2 separate regions of the Homo sapiens genome follow, and region 1 is linked to region 2. The links are chromatin loops, found by intact Hi-C in ENCODE. Cell type or tissue: adrenal gland. All regions are shown on one strand. Links, peaks and the distances in the headings refer to the core of each region. The heading gives the core; the rest is flanking DNA.

Region 1 (11,291 bases), core at 1,228-9,227, 820 kb after region 2:
TGCAACATCAAGCTCTAGGAGTGGGCATATGACAAATCAGGGGTTCCCAAATCAGGAGAGTGATTGCTAAGCTGTAATACATGACCTTTGCCAGGACCATAAAAATTAGATCTGAGCGTTTTGGCAGAATACATTAAAAGACTCTCTCTCTCCTGGAGCTATTCTTCCAGACATTCCTCATGCTTTCTGGCCCAGCAACTTTGAACAAAATTCTTAAGTTTCAGAGAATTTTCTCCAATGAGGCTTGTCTCACCAAGGTAGAACACAGAAAACTTGCTGCTATCCCCATCCTTTTCGCTATAGGAAACAAATCTGTGAGTTAGATGACTTCACCAATCACTCAGATATAGTAAAGTTAGATTGAGAAGTCAACAACTTACAGAAGGAAGCTCTTGGGGCACTATTTGTTGAGGATAGCAACTGAGATGTATGGCTTTGGGGGTGGCAGTGATTGCATGATTGAGTTCCTCGGCCTGGAATGGCCTTGATGCCAGCAGTATTTGAACTCTTGCCAGCAGTGCAAAGAAAGCCCTCAGTGTTGGTGGCAGCAGCAGTGGTGGTGCTGGCTGTAGTTTCTTTAAACTGTGCATATTGGAAATTTGGCTGCAAGCAAGGTTCTCTGGCCTTTACAACAATTCTGTAGCCTGCAAAGTAGTCTTTTAATGAACTCCTTTTCTGTTTAATCCTCAGGGTCAGAGTGAGCAGTTACAAATAAGAACTTTGACTATAATGTTATAAAACTGGAAGACATAAACCTGGGAATTTCAGGGGCTCTGGCCTGAAGATAGGCCATTTGGAAACAAAGTTACATAGAAGAAAGCATGGCTAAGAGATCAAGCGTTAGAGACAGAGTGAAATTTGATGAATACTGGATCCAGCCTTGCCTGAGCTAATATGAATAGATATGTAAGTTGATAATTTGTTTTTCTTAAGTCGTTTTGGGTTGAGTTACCTGTCATTGCAATTCAAGGCACTCTGACTTATATAGGCTTTTAATTTATAGGCATATATGTGTGTGTGTGTATATATTTGTATATATATATATAATTATAACTTCTTTTTTTTGTGAGACAATGTCTCGCTCTGTCACCCAGGCTGGAGTGTGGTGGTGCCATCTTGGCTTACTGCAACCTCCACTTCCTGGGTTCAAGAGATTCTCATGCCTCAGCCTCTCGAGTAGCTGGAATTACAGGTGTACACAACCATACCTGGCTAATTTTTGTATTTTTAGGAGAGACAGTGTTTCGCCATGTTGGCCAGGCTGGTTTTGAACTCCTGGCCATACATGATCTGCCTGCCTCAGCCTCCCAAAGTGCTGGGATTACAGGCATGAGCCACCCAGCCATTATAACATCTTTTTATGCTGTATTCACATCCATTCCCAGGCCCATAATTAGATACTTTATGCAAAATAACTGAAAACTCTGTCTTGTTAGTTCTGTAGCAAAAGACATAGAAGTTCATAAGATTTCTTGCTAACTCAAGTATGTTTTGCTTTTTTATTTCTAGTTTTTTAATAAAAATATGAAAGCTGATTTAGAAGTGATGGGAATATCCACCCACAAAATCAGGATAATTGATGCCATGTGCCTTTTATAGAACAGAGTTTCTCACTCCAAAGTGAGAATCGAGTTCGACAGTGTTTTCTGAATGAATGCATACATCTTGATCCAGCAACTCTATGTTTATAAATTTCTAAGAAAATACTCATGGTTACCTGCAGAGCTTTAACCACATGTGAATATATACCAAATACAGGCAGAAATTTCTAAAAAGTAAAAAATCAACTTAATAAATAGTAGATTGCAATTTTATATTGCTTACAAGCCACATGTGATAAGGCTTTCATGTATATTAACCATGATATTATAAAAATAATTCTATGAAATTGATAGTATTAGTTTTCTCATCTCACAGATAAGGAAAGTGTGGCAAAGAAAAGCGAATACTCTTTACTTCAGTCATGAAGCCTGTCATGATCTAGCTTTGGAAGCCATGCCAAGCCACTTCTGCTGCAGTCTCTTCTTTAGAACTGACTCAGGCCCAGCACAGTGGCTCACTCCTGTAATCCCAGCACTTTGGGAGGCATATATTCATGAAAAAAGAATATAAGGAAACTCATGGAAATATTAACAGATTGCTGGACTTGCAGTTGATTTTTATTATTTCTATTTTTTGTTTATCTGAATTTACTAAGATTGACTTTGTCTAGAGAAAATCAAAACATATTTTTTGTAGTTGTTGTTAAATTCGACCTTTCTGTGAGATGACTTCCGTGTACTTAACTCCTTATCTCATTACCTTAAAATAATATGTTGATAAACCTTTGACTGATGCTGTATCAAATTCTTTTTTTACATTGTATGTAAACTGAGAGACAGTGATGTTGGGGAAGCTGTGACTTTAGCCTGTATTTATTGACATGCTGATGCTCAGATATTTGAAGTCTGAACTGAACTTAAAACTCTTGGTTCTTGCCTTTTGTTCTGTTGAATAGAAACCCCAAAGTTGCTTCATAGGATTTAAAGTAGCCAGAGAATATTTTTCCCTTTTAAAAACATGACCTATGCACACAGTGGCTTTTAGATACAAACAGATCATCCATTTGATATAGAGACCTCATCTCCTCTCATCTTAACTCTGATTCATCAGTGGCCCTTGCAGTCTCACTGAGATAGACATTCAGGCATAGTTTGTTGGATTTGTTCTGGTTCAGTGGTGGACAAAATTAGCCCATATACAGATAGCATCCTCCCACATTTAAATGAAAAGAAGAAAGTCATTGTCAGGCCTTTATTAGCCCCACTAAAATTTTGCCTCTCTGATTAAAAAGTTCAGTTTTTAAAAACTCACTGAAAAACATTGAGAGACTCAAACTTCATTTTGTTCTCCCCTCCAGTAAGTTACATCAGGATTCAAAATATTAAAGACAGCTATGATTAGAAAAACCATAGTGTGTTGGCCTTGTAAGCGGGCTTAGAGATTGTAGGCATGCATTGGTGGTAAGGAAGCAGAGCCTGCAAGTGTTGTAACTTACAAAGGTTACACAGAACAAAATGGGGTAACCAGACAAGAATTCAGATCTCACTTTAGGACAACTCTTTTCTAATTATACCACGCCACTTCTTGTTATGAGAACACTTTCCTGAAAATTTCCAAATTGGCTTGAGACCTCTGACATTTCCATATCATTTTTTCTTCTCATTGAAGATCATTAGGTCAAAACCATTGTTCTTCAGGAAAGTATGCCATGGTCACCATGCCCTTTTCTGAAAGAGAGGCTACATGTTTATAGTGAGAATATGTGGGTAATATCTGTAAATCTCCTGCAATGAAGCTATAATTGTATTTCTCATTGAGGTCATAGTTCTGCCCTGGGGAAAGGATAAAAAGAATCAGAATTTACCCTTTTTAATGTGGGGGTTCCCCACATTGACTTGGATGTAAAACTTTGGAAAAAAGCTTTTGTCATCTATTCCCCAACTGCCAACTGAGAGACCTTGGTACCGGAGCTCAGGACAGATGGATGAAGAGTCCTACCTTTAGGCAGAGAACTGGAGGCAATTTAGCTATTGTTTATCATTTGCACCACACAGAGAATTAAGGGAATATGAAATGCTTTATCTATTGGTATTCTGCTATTGCCATCTCATTGCGATAAAAAGAAATATAAGTATGGTATCACCCCAAACAAGAGGTAGGTCCAAGTTTAGAAGATTCCTACACCTGTATGATAGCATCTGTGATTTAAAAGTAATTTTATTTTACCTGATTCTCTTACCAGTTCTGTGATGTTAGCACAGTGGAAGATAATGGAATCCAGGGAAATGAAGTGACAGGACAATGACCACAGTCTGTTCCTGCAGTAGGAACCAGTTCCTCGGGTTTCTTCCTAGTCCTTTTTAGATATAGCTAAGGGAATCTTACAGACATGGAAACAATCAATTTAGATTATAAAGGTTTATCAACAAAAAGTATTCTGCTAAAGGCAAAAATCCTGTGATCTAGGTAGTCAGAACGCTGTCCTCACAGGGGCAGAAATGTTCTTCAGCTAAAGTATGTTCAGAATGGCTTCTTTTCCTTCTGGCTTTTGAACAAGAATTTGCAACTTTGGAAGACTATTCTCTCAGCGGAGAGAATGGCAAGTCTAAGAAAAAAAATGTTTATTTAAAAAATGGTATCCAAAAAGAAAGCTAATGCTTTTCATACTACTTAATATGTCATTGTTGTGTTACATTAGAAAGCAACAGGGTTTTGATGTGCCCTTATTATGGTTTACAGACTTAAAAAGCAGAAAAAAAAAAAAGGAAACAAAGGTCTCCCACCCATGTGGCAAAGTGTGCTTTGAAGTTCTGCTGCAATATGTTTTATAGATCTTGAGACAGGTTCACAAATTGCCAATCTGCAAAGCTGTCTGGATGACCTTTCCACACATAGAGGTGACCTAAGCAGAGTAGTATGCTGGCAATGACCAGGAGGCTGAGAAACTAGTTTCCTCGTAGAGCATGTGTTCATTTACGATTTTATTCACATTTTGCTTTGCACGCAGACTCAGTTCTTTTAGTTTAGTTTCCTTTCATTCAGTTTCCACAATTTGTATGGTTGACTTAGCGAAATAATTACTTTTGGTAAAAAATATTCCTTGAACATTATTCATTATTTGGTTCATCATTTGCAACAAATATCTTTTAGGTTAGACATTGAGCTGGTAACTCCATTTGTGGTCTTGCCCCTCTTTTATCCATTTAGCTTTTCTATATGCTGTTTCCTCCATTTAGAAATCCCCTTACTGTTGCTCTTTTCTAACAGTCTCCTCCTTATTCTGCAGACTCATCTTTTCTGAAAAGACTTTCTTCATCCACAAATGGCTTTGATGCTAATACCTTTATTTATGCCTGATGGGAATAGATGAGATCACTCAGGAAGAATATGTCATGTGAAAACAGAAGAACTGGTTTGTACCGGACACAGAGGAAACAGTGCCTGCCAGGGAGAAGGGAGAGGAGTGCTAGAGAGGGAGGAGAAAGCCAGGAGAAAGGCCAAGGGGTAACTGTTTCTACATGCAGAGCGTGGTAAGTGCCAGTCACTGCTACAGAGAAGACAAGCAAACTGAGAAATGGAATGCGTCATTGGTCTGTACTTGTATCTGCTCATTTTCATACAGAATAACACCAGAATGACTCATAAGAATCTAACAGTGGTTACTTATAGAGGTGACTGGCCCTGAGCAGCTAAGGATCATGTACAGAAGGTAGACTTTTATATTTTGCATACCTTCTAAAGTTTCTGAGTTTTGAACTACGTGAATGAATTACGTATTAAATACACTAAATCAAAATTATTTAGACTCACACCTGTAATCTAGCACTTTAGGAGGCTGAGATAGGGGGAGGCACTTGAGACTAGTAATTCAAGACCAGCCTGGACAAACATAGTGAGAACGCACACCTAAATATTTTTTTAATAAAAATAAATGAAAGAAAAAATTTAGACTAACTATAATACTCTAATATTCATATCAAATTAGCAAGATATACAAACTTCCAAAATTTTTATATAAAATTAAAATTGGGTTTAATGGGTCAAATGATCTAAATCAACATTTTGATGAAATTCATGTAATAAATCCTTGGCAAAAATCATTATTGCATTTGTTAATTATACTGTATTGGAACACAGAAAATCTTTTCCAATCTATTTGGATTGAGAAACATTTTATTTGTATTTTAGTGTTTAATCATTTCTGGCTCTCAGTCAAGCAAACAAAATATTCTGAAATGCTATAATGCATTTTCTCAATGCTACAAAGCTTCTGCAATCTTTTCTTACTTTACTTTTCTTTCTTTTTTTTTTCTTAAGGTAGGTGAAATGCAACAGAAATACAAGATTTATATGTACCTAAGGAGGGATAAAATCTTTATGTCCATCACATACTTTATCTAATAAAGTAAGAATGTTAAAAAGACAGTTTTCCATTTGGGGAAATGAGGTAATGAAAATGATAGAATTCTGATTTCAAAGGATTATTTGTTGAAGTGTTAGTTTCCAAACAATCCAAACAGGTAAACCAAGGATTTTTTTTCTGGCTTTACATATGATATACTCTATTATTATAAATCTTATTATTATACACTTTTTAAAATGTATTGGTTACATACAGTAAGTTTTGTGTCTTAAAACAAAAATATTTCTATCCCATTTGCTGCCATCTCTATCTCTTTCTGTATTAAAGCACCCTTGTGAGAAAAGCTTGGTCTCTAGCAGTCTTGGGAGGACATCCAACCTGTCAGATCCTCCTTTCTGGGTTTATTTATAGCTAAATAAGAGATATATATATATATAACCAATTTTACCTGAATAGTATGAAATAAATTCCATTTTAATTTTATTGTTTAATAAAAAGCCAGGAGAGGGTAGAGCCAAGATGGCCAAATAGGAACAGCTCCAGTCTACAGCTCCCACGTGAGTGACACAGAAGATGGGTGATTTCTGCATTTCCAACCGAGGTACTGGGCTCATCTCACTGGGGAGTGTTGGAAAGTGGGTGCAAGACAGTGGGTGCAGTGCCTCCAGCGTGAGCCGAAGCAGGGCGAGACATCGCCTCACCGGGGAAGTGCAAGGGGCCAAGGAATTTCCTTTCCTAGTCAAAGAAAGGGGTGACAGATAGCACCTGGAAAATCGGGTCACTCCCACCCTAATACGGCTCTTTTCCAATGGTGTTAGCAAATGGCACACCAGGAGATTATATCCTGTGTCTGGCTCAGAGGGTCCTACGCCCACAGAACCTCACTCATTGCTAGCACAGCAGTCTGAGATCAAACAGCAAGGTGGCAGCGAGGCTGGGGGAGGGGTGCCCACCATTGCGGAGGCTTGAGTAGGAAAACAAAGGGGCCAGGAAGCTCGAATTCGGTGGAGCCCACCGCAGCTCAAGGAGGCCTGCCTGCCTCTGTAGACTCCACCTCTGGGGGCAGGGAATTGCCAAACAAAAGGAAGCAGAATCCTCTGCAGACTTAAATGTCCCTGTCAGACAACTTTGAAGAGAGTAGTGGTTCTCCCAGCACGCAGCTGGAGATCTCAGAACTGACAGACTGCCTCCTCAAGTGGGTCCCTGACCCCAAAATAGCCTAACTGGGAGGCACCCCCTAGTAGGGGCAGACTGACACCTCACACGGCCGGGTACCCCCCTGAGACAAAACTTCCAGAGGAACGATCAGGCAGCAACATTTGGTGCTCACCAGTATCCGCTGTTCTGCAGCCTCCGCTGCTGATACCCAGGCAAACAGGGTCTGGAGTGGTCCTCCAGCAAACTCCAACAGACCTGCAGCTGAGGGTCCTGACTGTTAGAAGGAAAACTAACAAACAGAAAGGACATCCACACCAAAACCCCATCTGTACATCACCGTCATCAAAGACCAAAGGTAGATAAAACCACAAAGATGGGGAAAAAACAGAGCAGAAAAACTGGAAACTCTAAAAATCAGAGCACCTATCCTTCTCCAAAGGAACACAGCACCTCACCAGCAACGGAACAAAGCTGGACAGAGAATGACTTTGACAGTTGAGAGAAGAAGGATTCAGACGATCAAACTACTCCAAGCTAAAGGAGGAAGTTCGAACCCATGGCAAAGAAGTTAAAAACCTTGAAAAAAAATTAGATGAATGGCTAACTAGAATAACCAATGCAGAGAAGTCCTTAAAGGACCTGATGGAGCTGAAAACCAAGGCATGAGAACTACATGACGAATGCACAAGCCTCAGTAGCTGATTCAATCAACTGGAAGAAAGGGTATCAGTGATGGAATATCAAATGAATGAAATGAAGCGAGAAGAGAAGTTTAGAGAACAAAGAATAAAAAGAAACGAACAAAGCCTCCAAGAAATATGGGACTATGTGAAAAGACCAAATCTACGTCTGATTGGTGTACCTGAAAGTGAAGGGGAGAATGGAACCAAGTTGGAAAACACTCTGCAGGATATTATCCGGGAGAACTTCCCCAATCTAGCAAGGCAGGCCAACATTCACATTCAGGAAATACAGAGAATGCCACAAAGATACTCCTCGAGAAGAGCAACTCCAAGACACATAATTGTCAGATTCACCAAAGTTGAAATGAAGGAAAAAATGTTAAGGGCAACCAGAAAGAAAGGTCAGGTTACCCACAAAGGGAAGCCCATCAGACTAACAGCTTATCTCTCGGCAGAAACTCTACAAGCCAGAAGAGACTGGGGGCCAATATTCAACATTCTTAAAGAAAAGAATTTTCAGCCCAGAATTTCATGTCCAGCCAAACTAAGCTTCATAAGTGAAGGAGAAATAAAATACTTTACAGACAAGCAAATGCTGAGAGATTTTGTCGCCACTAGGCCTGCCCTAAAAGAGCTCCTGAAGGAAGCACTAAACATGGAAAGGAACAACCGGTACCAGCCACTGCAAAAACATGCCAAATTGTAAAGACCATCGAGGCTAAGAAGAAACTGCATCAACTAATGAGCAAAATAATCAGCTAACATCATAATGACGGGATCAAATTCACATATAACAATATTAACCTTAAATGTAAATGGACTAAATGCTCCAATTAAAAGACACAGACTGGCAAATTGGATAAAGAGTCAAGACCCATCAGTGTGCTGTATTCAGGAAACCCATCTCACGTGCAGAGACACACATAGGCTCTAAATAAAGGGATGGAGGAAGATCTACCAAGCAAATGGAAAACAAAAAAAGGAAGGGGTTGCAATCCTAGTCTCTGATAAAACACATTTTAAACCAACAAAGATCAAAAGAGACAAAGAAGGCCATTACATAATGGTAAAGGGATCAATTCAACAAGAAGAGCTAACTATCCTAAATATATATGCACCCAATACAGGAGCACCCAGATTCATAAAGCAAGTCCTTAGAGACCTACAAAGAAACTTAGACTCCCACACAATAATAATGGGAGACTTTAACACCCCACTGTCAACATTAGACAGATCAATGAGACAGCAAGTTAACAAGGATATCCAGGAATTGAACTCAGCTCTGCACCAAGTGGACCTAACAGACATCTACAGAACTCTCCACCCCAAATCAACAGAATATACATTCTTCTCAGCACCACACCGCACTTATTCCAAAACTGACCACATAGTCGGAAGTAAAGCAGTCCTCAGCAAATGTAAAAGAACAGAAATTATAACAAACTATCTCTCAGACCACAGCGCAATCAAACTAGAACTCAGGATTGAGAAACTCACTCAAAACCACTCAACTACATGGAAACTGAACAACCTGCTCCTGAATGACTACTGGGTACATAACAAAATGAAGGCAGAAATGAAGATGTTCTTTGAAACCAACGAGAACAAAGACACAACATACCAGAATCTCTGGGACACATTCAAAGCAGTGTGTAGAGGGAAATTTATAGCACTAAATGCCCACAAGAGAAAGCAGGAAAGATCTAAAATTGACACTCTAACTTCATAATTAAAAGAACTAGAGAAGCAAGAGCAAACACATTCAAAAGCTAGCAGAAGGCAAGAAATAACTAAGATCAGAGCAGAACTGAAGGAGATAGAGACACAAAACACCTTTCAAAAAATCAATGAATCCAGGATTTTTTGAAAAGATCAACAAAATTGATAGACCACTAGCAAGACTAATAAAGAAGAAAAGAGAGAAGAATCAAATAGATGCAATAAAAAATGATAAAGGGGATATCACCACCGATCCCACAGAAATACAAACTACCATCAGAGAATACTATAAACACCTCTATGCAAATAAACTAGAAAATCTAGAAGAAATGGATAAATTTCTCGATACATACACCCTCCCAAGACTAAACCAGGAAGAAGTTGAATCTCTGAATAGACAAGTAACAGGCTCTGAAATTGAGGCAATAATTAATAGCTTACCAACCAAAAAAAGTCCAGGACCAGATGGATTCACAGCCGAATTCTACCAGAGGTACAAGGAGGAGCTGGTACCATTCCTTCTGAAACTATTCCAATCAATAGAAAAAGAGGGAATCCTCCCTAACTCATTTTATGAGGCCAGCATCATCCTGATACCAAAGCCTGGCAGAGACACAACAAAAAAAGAGAATTTTAGACCAATATTCCTGATGAACATCGATGCAAAAATCCTCAATAAAATGCTGGCAAACCAAATCCAGCAGCACATCAAAAAGCTTATCCACTATGATCAAGTGGGCTTCATCCCTGGGATGCAAGGCTGGTTCAACATATGCAAATCAATAAACATAATCCAGCATATAAACGGAACCAATGACAAAAACCATGTGATTATCTCAATAGATGCAGAAAAGGCCTTTGACAAAATTCAACAACAGTTCATGCTAAAAGCTCTCAATAAATTAGGTATTGATGGGACGTATCTCAAAATAATAAGAGCTATCTATGACAAACCCACAGCCAATATCATACTGAATGGGCAAAAACTGGAAGCATTCCCTTTGAAAACTGGCACGAGACAGGGATGCCCTCTCTCACCACTCCTATTCAACATAGTGTTGGAAGTTCTGGCCAGGGCAATCAGGCAGGAGAAGGAAATAAAGGGTATTCAATTAGGAAAAGAGGAAGTCAAATTGTCCCTGTTTGCAGATGACATATCTAGAAAACCCCATCGTCTCAGCCCAAAATCTCCTTTAGTTGATAGGCAACTTCAGCAAAGTCTCCGGATACAAAATCAATGTGCAAAAATCACAAGCATTCTTATACACCAATAACAGACAAACAGAGAGCCAAATCATGAGTGAACTCTCATTCACAATTGCTTCAAAGAGAATAAAATACCTAGGTTCCAACTTACAAGGGACATGAAGGACCTCTTCAATGAGAACTACAAACCACTGCTCAATGAAATAAAAGAGGATACAAACAAATGGAAGAACATGTCATGCTCATGAGTAGGAAGAATCAATATCGTGAAAATGGCCATACTGCCCAAGGTAATTTATAGATTCAATGCCATCCCCATCAAGCTACCAATGACTTTCTTCACAGAATTGGGAAAAACTACTTTAAAGTTCATATGGAACCAAAAAAGAGCCCACATCGCCAAGTCAATCCTAAGCCAAAAGAACAAAGCTGGAGGCATCACACTACCTGACTTCAAACTATACTACAAGGCTACAGTAACCAAAACAGCATGGTACTGGTACCAAAGCAGAGATATAGATCAATGGAACAGAACAGAGCCCTCAGAAATAATGCCGCATATCTACAACTATCTGATCTTTGACAAACCTGAGAAAAACAAGCAATGGGGAAAGGATTCC
Region 2 (11,291 bases), core at 2,258-10,257:
GTTTTATAATTCAAAGTTGAGTCACAATGTCCCTTGCCTAGGTATTGCAAAGCAAGTTTATAGTAGTGCTTACTTTGTTTTTCCAGGGGGACTTCTAATACACCAGATTTTTTGTATAATATTAAAAGGGAATGTTTGTATAAGAGGACAGGTTTCCATTGGGCACCATGGCTACAGGACTATCTGAATGCTGATGTTCTAAGTTTTTCTGTCTTTACAGGCAATAATACTTTGTTTATTTTTTATTTTATTTATTAAAATATATTTTATTTATTAAAACTTTTTTTTAGGGATTTTTATGAAAAGGAGACAGATGAATGACTACAGTACTCAGTAAAAAAATGTAAATCGCACTTGGAATAATACAGATAATAGAAAACATGGCAGAAAATGGAAGGTAAGAAAATGTGTAACATAGAAGTGCAATAGCATGTATGCATCAGGAAGAGGTCCAGTAGGAGTAACCTCACAGAAAGGAAAAGGATAAAGTGCTTTCTCTGCAAAGAAGAATGGAGGTGTTGGTTATTGGCACTGGGGAGAGTCACCCTAAAATAAGATAAAAACAAGAAGAAGAATTCCATATAGAATGCATGGATAATTTTTGTGGCTCTCCATCCTAGGTACTTGTCCACTCCACCACATACAACCCACATTACATACACTATACTTGAAAGACTGAGCAATCCGAACATGGGAAAGATTTACCAATGCTTCAAGGCTGTTTGTGGTCACTGCCTTCAGTGTTGTTCCTGCCCTGACCTTGCCTTGATCTCTGCTTCTATCAGACTCTCACCACTTGTCTCTGCACCTTCAACTTCTATCCTACCTCTAACCCTTTGGCCTTGATTTTTCCACATTTTTCCTGCAGAGCATAAGCTGGCTTATTTGTCCCTTAGCTATGTAAGCCCTGGGCTCTCTCAATCAAACCCTCAGACCCATACCAGCAATTGGAGCAGTGGCCAAGCCAGCCAAACCATCAGTGTGTGTGTGTGTGTTGGGGTTTTTCTTTTTTGGTATTTCTCTTCATGACTTTCATTTGCTGTCATGACCCATGGGATCTTCATGATTTTCAATGAAGGGAGGAATTACATGGGTTCCCCTGGACTAGAACTTTAGTATTTTTTTGAGGACTATGATCACATATTTCCTAGCATTACTATTTTACTCTATTATTACAAATTTCTTGCTCATGCGAATAGGAAAAGGGAAGAGAAGACTGTGGAAGTGGAAATACTGAGGAGAAACTTATATTACTTGAGTTATGAGTAATTTGCTTCCAAAGACATAATATTTCCATATAGCACATACTCTAAAAATCAAGTGGACCCAAGGTAGGAAAGATTTACTGATATCTACTTTCTTAAAGTCGTATAACCAAAATTGAAATATGTAATGAAAAGAACACAGAGTCAGCTAGGTCAGATTCTACTTCACTCACTCTCTTTGTAGAAATTTGGGCAATTTAAGTAGTGTCAGCCTCAATATCGTCACCTGTAAAAATGGAAATAATAATTCCTAACAAGGTTTTCTAGGACTTGATGAGATAATGTATATGAAGATCTTTTACAATGAGACCTGGCCCCAGACAGATATGCAGTAAATATTTATTCCCTTTCCCTTTACCATCTTTGTGGATGCCAAATGAAAAAGCTGATGCACTTTAATTTATTGTCTGCCATCTTGTGGGGATAATAGTTATCTGAGCACATTAGAATGACTTTGTTGTACATTTCCACTGAATTATTCTCTGCCAGGTATCTCAAATCATTAGTCCTTTTTCCTTCAATCATAAGACTGTATGATATATGTATTTCATAAATTAAACTTGTCCTTAAACTGCATCTACTAAAAGGGATAGACCTTTAAAACATGTTCTAAATGTACCTAAAGAACAATATCCAACAGAGAAGGGCAGCAGTCGCAGGAAAATATTTTGTTGGAATGAGAGGGTAGAGGTTTGGCTGAGGCCAGCTGACATGAAACCAAGCTTTGTGACCCTTCTCCTCTTGTGGCTCTCAGATCCCGTATACCTTCACCTCACAGAGGAGTCCACAGTTAGAAGGGGCACTCATTGGTCCCCTGACCACACAGCAAGTCCCTGCTCCCATTTTCTGTCTCTGGCTTGTACTCCAAGCATGGTACGTTGGACTTCCCAAATGCAATCTGCTCTTTTGGTTGCTGTTGACAATTAAGATTTTACAGCCTGAAGTAATTTGTTTGAGGACGGAGTCCAGCAGCTTTGGGTGTCCTTTGCTATGATTGGTGGCATGGGCTTTCAGCCTCCATAATAGTGCACAACAGATGCTGAGGAACATCTCGTTCTAAGTGACACCACATTGGAAATGGAGAACCAGCCTCCGCAGTCATTTGTACGATCATTTGTATGATTGAATTTCCCATTTTGAGGGAGGCAGATGACACTTTTATCTAAAAACAATTTAGCTTTCTTTCTTTGGGGACGAGGGCCTAGATCTATGAGCAGAATACAAAAGAGATTATGGAGAGAGGGAGAAGGTCTGGGTGGAAGGAAATGAACCAAACCAAACAAAGCAATTAAGTGAGGAATTTGCACCCACCTGTTTTTTGTACAATGATAACACAATAACTATTTTTTTCCGTGAACACTTATTCCTTTAAGTTGGCTTCACCCAGTGTTCATAATAAAGAAGGATGAGGAAAACCAAAAACTTTATTTATATTTATCACATGATCAAATTGCTGGGCATTTGAGCAGCTTGGGAAACAGGATAGCTGCCTGGGTGAGAAGTGAGAGCTCTTCTGAGACAGCAGCCATGAGCAATTTAGACTGGTTGTCCACCAGCTGAACTCACAGCTGTACCCAACCCAGCAGCAGATGCTGTGGTCCTTGATCTGTTGTCAAGACTGAGGTGGTGTCAGGTTGTACTCTGCTTAGTTGTGGCATTTAAATCACAAAGGGCAGAGTGACAGAAAAGGCGGTGTTTTAAACATAGTTCCATGTAAGCTCTCAAAGGATGGCACTTTGGGGAGAGAATTATAAGCTTGAACCATCAAATCTAATATTGTTTGCTGTGACTTCTGAGTTATTTATGTTGCCTTTTCCAAATTTTCCTCCTTCTGCTATTTTTCTTTGGGAATTTCCCATAATTTATTTAAGGAAGGAGGGAGCATGTTCCCTGGACTTCCCCCAGGCCTTCTCCTGGACATTTCTGCACATTTCACAGACACAGAGAAGAGGGCTAGGCCTCTGCCTTAGCATATTTATAGGTACTCCTCTGACTATATCTTCCTCATAACCTGTTATTTCCTTTCCAATTGAACATGTGGTTGGACATACTAAATAAACGCAGGTTTATACATAAACTATTCCAATACCTAAATTCATTCTTAAGGAACTGGCTTGAATTCAACTTGAAAACTATGATGTGTTTATGCCTTAGCAAAAATAGAGTAACAAGATCTATGAGTCTATAATATGACTATCCTGGGTGTGAAGTGGTGTCGAGGGACCCTCTGCAGAGCTGGCATAGAAGTGAAGGAGCAGACATCCTCATACAACCAGGTCTCTAAATTCCAGGGTGTGTGCGTAAGGTGGGTGGTAACATTGTCCCAGTAGCTGTTTCTCCTCTGAAGAATGACCTGTTCCTCTTTCTACTGATAATTCTAAGGGAAGGATGAGAAGAGAAGAGAGAAGGAAGAAAGTTGTGTGTTATAGATAGCCGTCTTCTTTCCTTTGTCGATGTTACCTGTGTCCTAATCTCTTCTTATAAGTATGCCAGTCATATTGGACTAAGGCCCACCCTAAAAAATCCATTTTAAGTTAATTACGTCTTTAAAGTTCCTATATCCAAATACAGTTCCATTCTGAGGTACTGAGGATTAGGACTTCAAGATATGAATGTGAGAGTGAGTGGCATAATTTAGCCCATAATAGGCCATAAGGGAAGAAGTAGGATAATAGCATGTTCTTTACGACACAGCCCCTTTCACAGCCCCTTTCCCAAGGTCTTCCTATTATTACCAACCACCGTACATCCTCCTTGCTGTCAGACATCAATCTGGAAACAAGAAAATTGTTCTATTTGAGGGCAAGAAGAATTAAAAATGGGTCTTAGGGTCTAATAAGAGAAAAACCTGCTTAGTGTCAGGTGCCCTAAAAAAAAATGCTTGTAAAAATTAATTAGTGGGCTGAGGTTTCCTGTCTCCTAATTTTGCGAAGGGTTTACATTTTGTTAGGTTACTATGTAGGGAAGGGGAACTATTACCTACAACTTAGTTGTGGACCAGAACTCCCTTGCCTCTCCACTAATATGACACAAAAACTGTGAAATTTAGAAAGAAATTATTTGTAAACAAGAAACATGTAGCCTTGTTAGCCATTGGCAGCCATGCCACTACCATGAGGGAGGCCAGCCTGAAACCCAAACCAACACAGGGAAGGGGCACAGCCAAGCACTCCAGAGAAGTGGAGCCAGAGCCCTGATGAAACCAGGCTTAAAGCCACATGACCACCAAACTGTTTATTTTTGGAGAGATGGGGTCTCACTATGTTGCCAGGCTGTTCTCACACTCCTGGCCTCAAGGGATCCTCATGCCTCAGCCTCCCAAAGTGCTGGTATTACCAGTGTGAGCCAAACTGTGTATTACATGAGCCAATAAAGCACTTTCAGTGCTTAAGCTGAATGTTCTGTTACTCTGCATGTTCTGTTACTTCCAACCAAATACATCTTAATGGACCCAGAATTTGTTCCCAAGAATGTGGAGTTGAAAGTAACAGACTGTAAATTGCCAGGGTTGCTGAATGAAAATTAGGTAGAAGGTAGTGGACCTTTATTCTAGTCTGGGAAATTGGCGATCATTGTCATGTGATAGCACATCAGCTGGTTAAACACAGGGATTGTGACCACATGCCCTCTGAGGCTGTAGCACTAGAAAACCTGACAAAACTCAATGGGTTAGAATGCCTGTGGTCTTCAGAAGGATCATAAAATAAAAAGGCAAGCTTAGTCTTAACAGAGCTTGTACAAAAACAAAGAAAAGTGAAGCATGTGTTTTCTAAGAGAAGCCCTCACTGAAAACCTGGAAAAGCCTAGAGAATTACAGAGAAAGGGATATGACCCAAGTCAATGTCACCTGAACACCCCCACATAAACGATGTAAAGCATAATTTATCTGTCATGCTCAAACCAGTTTGAGTTGGGTTTTCAGTTATTTGCAGTTACTAATCTTCCAATGAATATTTACTTACTTTTAGTTACTTTCTTTAAATCAATACAAGGCCTAAAATGTGTCATTGTTGCTTAACATCTATTCCATTCTATTGTTCCTGCCTCTTCCAGGATATTCAAGGTTTTACTATTTTTCTTTTTGGTGTCTGGTTTCTGCTTAATCTGAAAAGAAGACAGATGAGCTAAATGCTGGCACTATTTGAGTAGAGCGACTTCTTAAACTACAAAATATCAAATCAGGATTCAGAAAATAGACCTGAGCATTTGTGCTTTGGTAATGCATTAATAGCCTAACCATGATAAGCTATTATCTACGCTAGTTCAGAACAGATCCAGCAACTGAATGGTAAACCAGCAATCTCTTCTTTTTGTCAGATTATAATCGCTGGCTTGTGGCTTGGCCCTTGCCTTCTCTGCTCTTGACTGAGGGCTTGGTGATTTCTCCTGGGGCCGAGACTTGGGAATGCAGTTCTCCACACTACCTCTGCCTCCATCTTCCCAGTATATGCCTTTCCTCTTCAACCCTTTTTTTTTGGGCAGTGGGGGCGGGGGACGGAGTCTCGCTCTGTTACCCAGGCTGGAGTGCAGTGGCGCGATCTTGGCTCACTGCAAGCTCCGCCTCCCGGGTTCACGCCATTCTTCTGCCTCAGCCTCCCGAGGAGCTGGAACTACAGGCGCCTGCTACCACGCCCGGCTAATTTTTTGTATTTTTAGTAGAGACGGAGTTTCACCGTGTTAGCCAGGATGGTCTCGATCTCCTGACCTCGTGATCCACCCGCCTCGGCCTCCCATTTAAAACCTCTTCTAGTATTATCATGACAACCATCTTAACAAAAGAACAAATTTCAATGGATACTCAAGATTCTCAGTTGCAAGTTGCAGAGACACAGTTCTAACTCTCTGGAGAAGAAGTGAATCAGCCCACATAATGCCATGGAATACCTGGGATCTGACCTTACAGGTGATTGGATACAGACCTCAAAAGCCAACAGGTCAATGTTTCTCCGTGTCTTTCTTCAAATAACTTCTCTTCTTTCTGAATGTCAGCTTTGGTCGTCCAGGCCAGCTGTCTTTATAAGACTCTAATGATAGCCAGATTTAGGCTTACATCCTGACAATTTCACGACAAGGGATGAAAGAGGGATCTGCCCTACCAGCTGCAGTTAGAAAAATTCTGAGAAAGGACTCTGATTGGCTTGACCTAGGTCATACACCCTCGTACAGTCACTGTGGCAAGCAGGAATGGGTATAAAGCTTGACTTATCTGAGCTAGGTACCCACTCCTCATAGAGGGAGGATGAGTGGCCTCCCTCAACACAGCCACATGGTTGGAATGAGTGAAGAATGATTCCCCAGAGAAGAAGGGGTACTGTTCTAGACAGACACAGCAATGCCTGTCCACTCAAGGCAGCAATGCCAGCAAAGTAGCAATCTGTTTAGTAGTGAGCTGGAAATGCATAGTAATATAATCAGTGACACATTCAGTAGGTACTCAATAAACGCTACTGAATGGACAACTTAGTCCTGCGCTCTCCAGCTTTGGAAATGGTTTTTACTCATATCTCAGTCTGGAGATGTCTGTTTAACCTCTGCCTTGCTCCCATTCTCAGTCTCTGGTCCTTCTGCCTACCTTCCCAAGAAATCTTCATGACTGTTTCAAAAGTAAAGGTACCAATAAGTCAGGCAATTTGCTTGTCTCATTTATTTCACAAATTGAAATATTTTTCTCTTTTTTAGTTTTTGCCTTCCTTCAGCCTCAGCTCCTGGCTACCCTTTGAACTTAGTGGTTTCCATTCTCACAGTCATGAGGGATTTCCTAGATGATGTATCCCATTGGCCAGATGCAAGATTTACTTAAAGTGTGTAAATACCAGCAGAAACAGTGCAATTACACATGTGGTCTACATTTAGGAACCTGGACTACCATTCATATGGGGATGCCTCAATTTATTGTAGATCCTCAGTTTGTCATTGGTGACAAGTGCAGAATGAATACTTCCCAAGTCCTGTTTCTAAGCAGCAACAGTTATGGAAAATCCTGAAGCCAGTTTTTGAGGGGCCTCCTCATTGAAACTTCTTGCCAGTTAACTGCCTTGTTACAATCAAACATGTGGAACACAGACAAAAATTCCTGAAAAGTGACCATTAGTTGACTATAAATAGCTGGGAGAAAAACATCCAATGGAAGCTCATGGAGGATTAGCTTGCCAACTAATGTGACAGATAAGACAGAAATGGGTAAATGCTTCCTTCTTCTTGGTACAAAGACAAAAAAAATGAATAATTACTCAATGTTTTACAAATGAGAAAATGTGTTTTTTTCTTTTTTAAAAAAAAAAACAAGAAAATAAAATCATGTATCACTTTGGGAGTAAACTCAGATCACACTATCCTAAAAGATAACTACAAATAAGAAACTCTGGTAATATCAAATGGAAATACATTGTATACAGCAACCCTGCTGTCTGAGACAGATACAAGAATCTAAACTATTGATTCTGGCAACACTTGTATGACTTTCCATTACAGCAAAGTTACTGAAATGGAAACGTGGACTACCATTTTGCAAAAAGGATAATCTCAAAAATATGGCCATCTTGAGAAAGAGGATATGCAAACACTGGACTCTTTATTTCTTGTCTATTATTGCTAGATTTCTCAATTCACAAAAACAAAATACTTGGTTAGCATTTACTGTGATGGAAAAAATAAGAATCTCCTATCTGGTATGTCAGATTAGTCATTGAGAGAAATGCAAATTAAAACATCTTGTGGGGAAATTTTGCTGTTCTGTAAATATATATAGCAAGTTTAAAAAGGAAAGTGGTAAAGGATAAAAGGAAGCTTTATAAGAACAGCTGACATAATTTCTCCAAAAATATCTATGGGAAACTTGTGTGCTGTGATTTTCATAGTTTATCACTAAAAATGTCATAGCACCTTATATTAATTAAATCATGGACATTTATGGCTAATTTCAAACACTATATTATTTTTTAAAGCAAAATATATTTCATGAGAAAAATCATGAAAATTAAAAATGAAGATAATTTCAAGTGTCAAACCAAATCATTTATTTATAAAATTAAGAATACTCATTCCAAGGGAAATCCCAGTTTATTTATTTTTTCCTTTTTATTTATTTATTTAGAGATGAGGTCTTGCTATGTTGCCCAGGCTGGTCTTGAACTCCTGGGCTCGAGTGATCCTCCTGCCTCAGCCTCACAAATAGCGGGTACTACAGATGCACATCACCATGCCTGGCTAAAGTCCCATGTTAAATGCATACATATTGTATTTTTCTGATTGTAAGAGATAGGTGCAGACCCCTTGATTTATGGCTAGAATATGACATACATGAGCATTTGCCTTTCCTAAGATAATTCACAAGCATCCCCCCAAAAAATATAGATAGGGATCAAAGTAAACAAACAAACAAACAAAAACAGAAGCAATTGAATTTGACCTTATAATGGTCATAAAGTGATGATGGACATGACCAAAGCCACAACATCAGTAGAAAGGCAGTGGAAGAAGTAGTAACACAGTGGCAGGGGCTTCCAAATGGGGGCTCCCCCTCACTGGTTGTGTGAAGAGAGATCCTGCGTTGATTTCAGGAGCACATGAAAGCGTGGAATGTTTGCTCTAGAAAAGAACTTTGATGAGCTCCCACCCTTCCATGTGACAGACAGGTAGACCAAGATGGGCTAGGGGATTAGCTCAGCCCCTTTCCTGCTTTTTCTGGCTAAAACCCTCCTATATGTAAGAACTCTTCTAATTTTTTTTTTTTTTTTTTGACACAGGGTCTCACTCTGTCACCCAGGCTGAGTGCAGTGGTATAATCATGGCTCACTGCAGCCTCAACCTCCCTGGCCCAAACAAATGATCCTCCCACCTCAGCTGGGACTATAGGCACATGCCACCATGCCCAGGTAATTTTTTATTTGTTTGTAGAGACAGGATCTTGCTTTGCTGCCCAGGCAACTCCTGGACTCAAGTGACCCTCTTGTTTCAGCCTCCCAAAGTGCTTGGATTACAGCCGTGAGCCACTGTGCCTAGCCTGTTCTAATTCTTTCCACCACCACAAATGCAAAATCTTTGGGGGCCTTGCCCCTGCAAAAGAAGTGCAGGTTTAGTTTTAATTTTTAAAATCTTTATTTTCTGTCTTTTAAAATGCGGCTTCAAATCTGCAATATAGAAAATATATGCTTTGGGGAAGCCCAAAATAACAGACTTTTTTTTAAATGACTTTCATTTTGGATCAGCCCACAGACCACCTGGTGAATTTTAGAATTCCAGAATGTTTGCATCTGAAAGGCCTTAGAGAGCATTTAGAAGCATATCCCTGCTTAGAAGAAATGGAAAGAGTGGTTTTTTCAGGTCATCTCACATGCCAGAGTCTCACCGGAAGCTAAGTGACTGCAGGGTTTGGGTCCAGCTCTCCTGATTCCACTCTAATGCTACTTCCATGTTCTCTGCTTCCTCTGTGTTCTTCCTTAACAAGGAGGGGCCTGGGGAGAGAGAAAGGGATTGAGAGAGGAAGAAATCTGAAGTTTCCATACTGGCCTATAGCAATATTTGCTTCTGCTAATATATAAAGCCTTCTATTATCTGACATTTTTGCCACAGTTTGTATCTATTTTGGGAAGTCATCATTCACGCAGATAAATCAATAGTTCTGCCCTCTCACTTATAAACGATCATTATGCATGAATTCTTTTGGAACTGCACTTTAAAAACCACCTATGCAGTGATTATTTCATTCATGCATTCATTCATTTAGCAAATATACATTGAGAACATACTCTGTGACAGAAACTGCTAGGTATGGGGAGGAAAAAGACAGATAAAATATTATTCCTTTCTCTGAGGTGCTTATAGTCTAATGGGAGTGAAAGACATACATCAAAACATAAGTACGCTCAGATGTTATGAATGCTGTGCTACAACTGTTGTGCAACACACAGCAACATAACAGAGTGGTTAAGTGTGTGATACTTGACTCACACTGTGAGAGGGAGCATCTCACTTCTGACACTTATACAAATTACTCAATATCCCTAAGCTTCCATTTCCTTATTTTTAAGCTAAAGGCAAATAATACTTCCTATGGCATAATATGTTATGAGGATTAAGTGAGATGTAACATGTAATGTTACTGGCATGTAGTAAGTGCTCAGTAAATGTTAGCCATTATTCTTATTATTTCTACAGTAGAAGCACAAAAGAGGTGGGGTGTCTTATTTGAGGGTCTAAAGATGCTTCATGGGAAGGTTTTACTCTAGCTGAGTCTGGAAGATGAACTAAATTGCTACCAAGTAATTGTGGGGAGAAATCGATTCTGGGCAAGAGGAGTTACACAAATAATATGCTAGCAGCAGGACACAGCCTGATACTGGAGAAACTTCTAGCCGTTTGGAGTGACCAGTGCTCCAGATGCAGGCCTAGTAGCTCTGTGCACCAGATCCAGGCAGAGACTGGGACCAGAATGCTACCAGAAGAACCTGGTTCTGTCCTATTCTCTGTGCCCCAGGGCAGCTGCTTGTAAGCCTTGGGGTCTTAGTTTTCTTATTTGGGAATTAAGGAGGTAAAACTAGATGACCTCTATTATTCCTTCCAGCTCCAACTTTCTGTGGTTTTAAGGTAAAATCTAATTAGGTCAAGCTAGAAGCTTTAGCTTGCATTCTGGGCAAAACCAATAAGTATTATGAATTAAGAAGCTGCTAAAGAAATATGTCGATTCTTCGGGGAAGTCTGTAGGGGGGAAGGAGGGAACATGGGGAAAGGGTGGGTGCAAACTTCTGAGCAGACACTGAGTTGAAGAGTATGCATACTAAGCACTACCTAAAAAGGATTAATGTGACTCACTTCTATTCAATTTTTCAAACTTGTGGACTTGTTCAGTTGCTACTGGGATGTGTTCAAAAGCTTCTGCTTTAGTCATTAGATAATTTCTCAATCAATGGCTACTAAATATTCTACTACTATAATGTTCTGGGAAGCATGACATATTTTTAACTTTTAAAGGGTTGTAAGTATAAAAATTCTGAAAATCATTAAATCTAGATACTGCTTAATTGTTAC

Evidence for each region. Peaks named below come from ENCODE experiments on the same cell type or tissue, not always from the same donor. Only the 100,000 strongest peaks of a DNase experiment are listed, where the experiment ranks them.
Region 1: it touches region 2 in a loop (8-fold over the local background); 18 of 110 quality-filtered maps call a loop at or near these places.

What each region holds. Positions count from the first base shown.
Region 1 is chr5:109,450,848-109,462,138 of GRCh38, forward strand. LOC105379117 (a long non-coding RNA gene) reads left to right here and starts at 597. Exons shown (of 8, transcript XR_001742838.2): 1 at 597-906; 2 at 4,829-5,072. In adrenal gland, for the core only: no CTCF peak of the experiment used is centred there; a DNase peak (open chromatin) is centred at 5,025; H3K27ac peaks cover 271 bases.
Region 2 is chr5:108,627,115-108,638,405 of GRCh38, forward strand. No RefSeq gene overlaps it. Among named protein-coding and RNA genes, the nearest start is that of LINC01023, 96 kb to the right of the region's middle. In adrenal gland, for the core only: no CTCF peak of the experiment used is centred there; no DNase peak of the experiment used is centred there.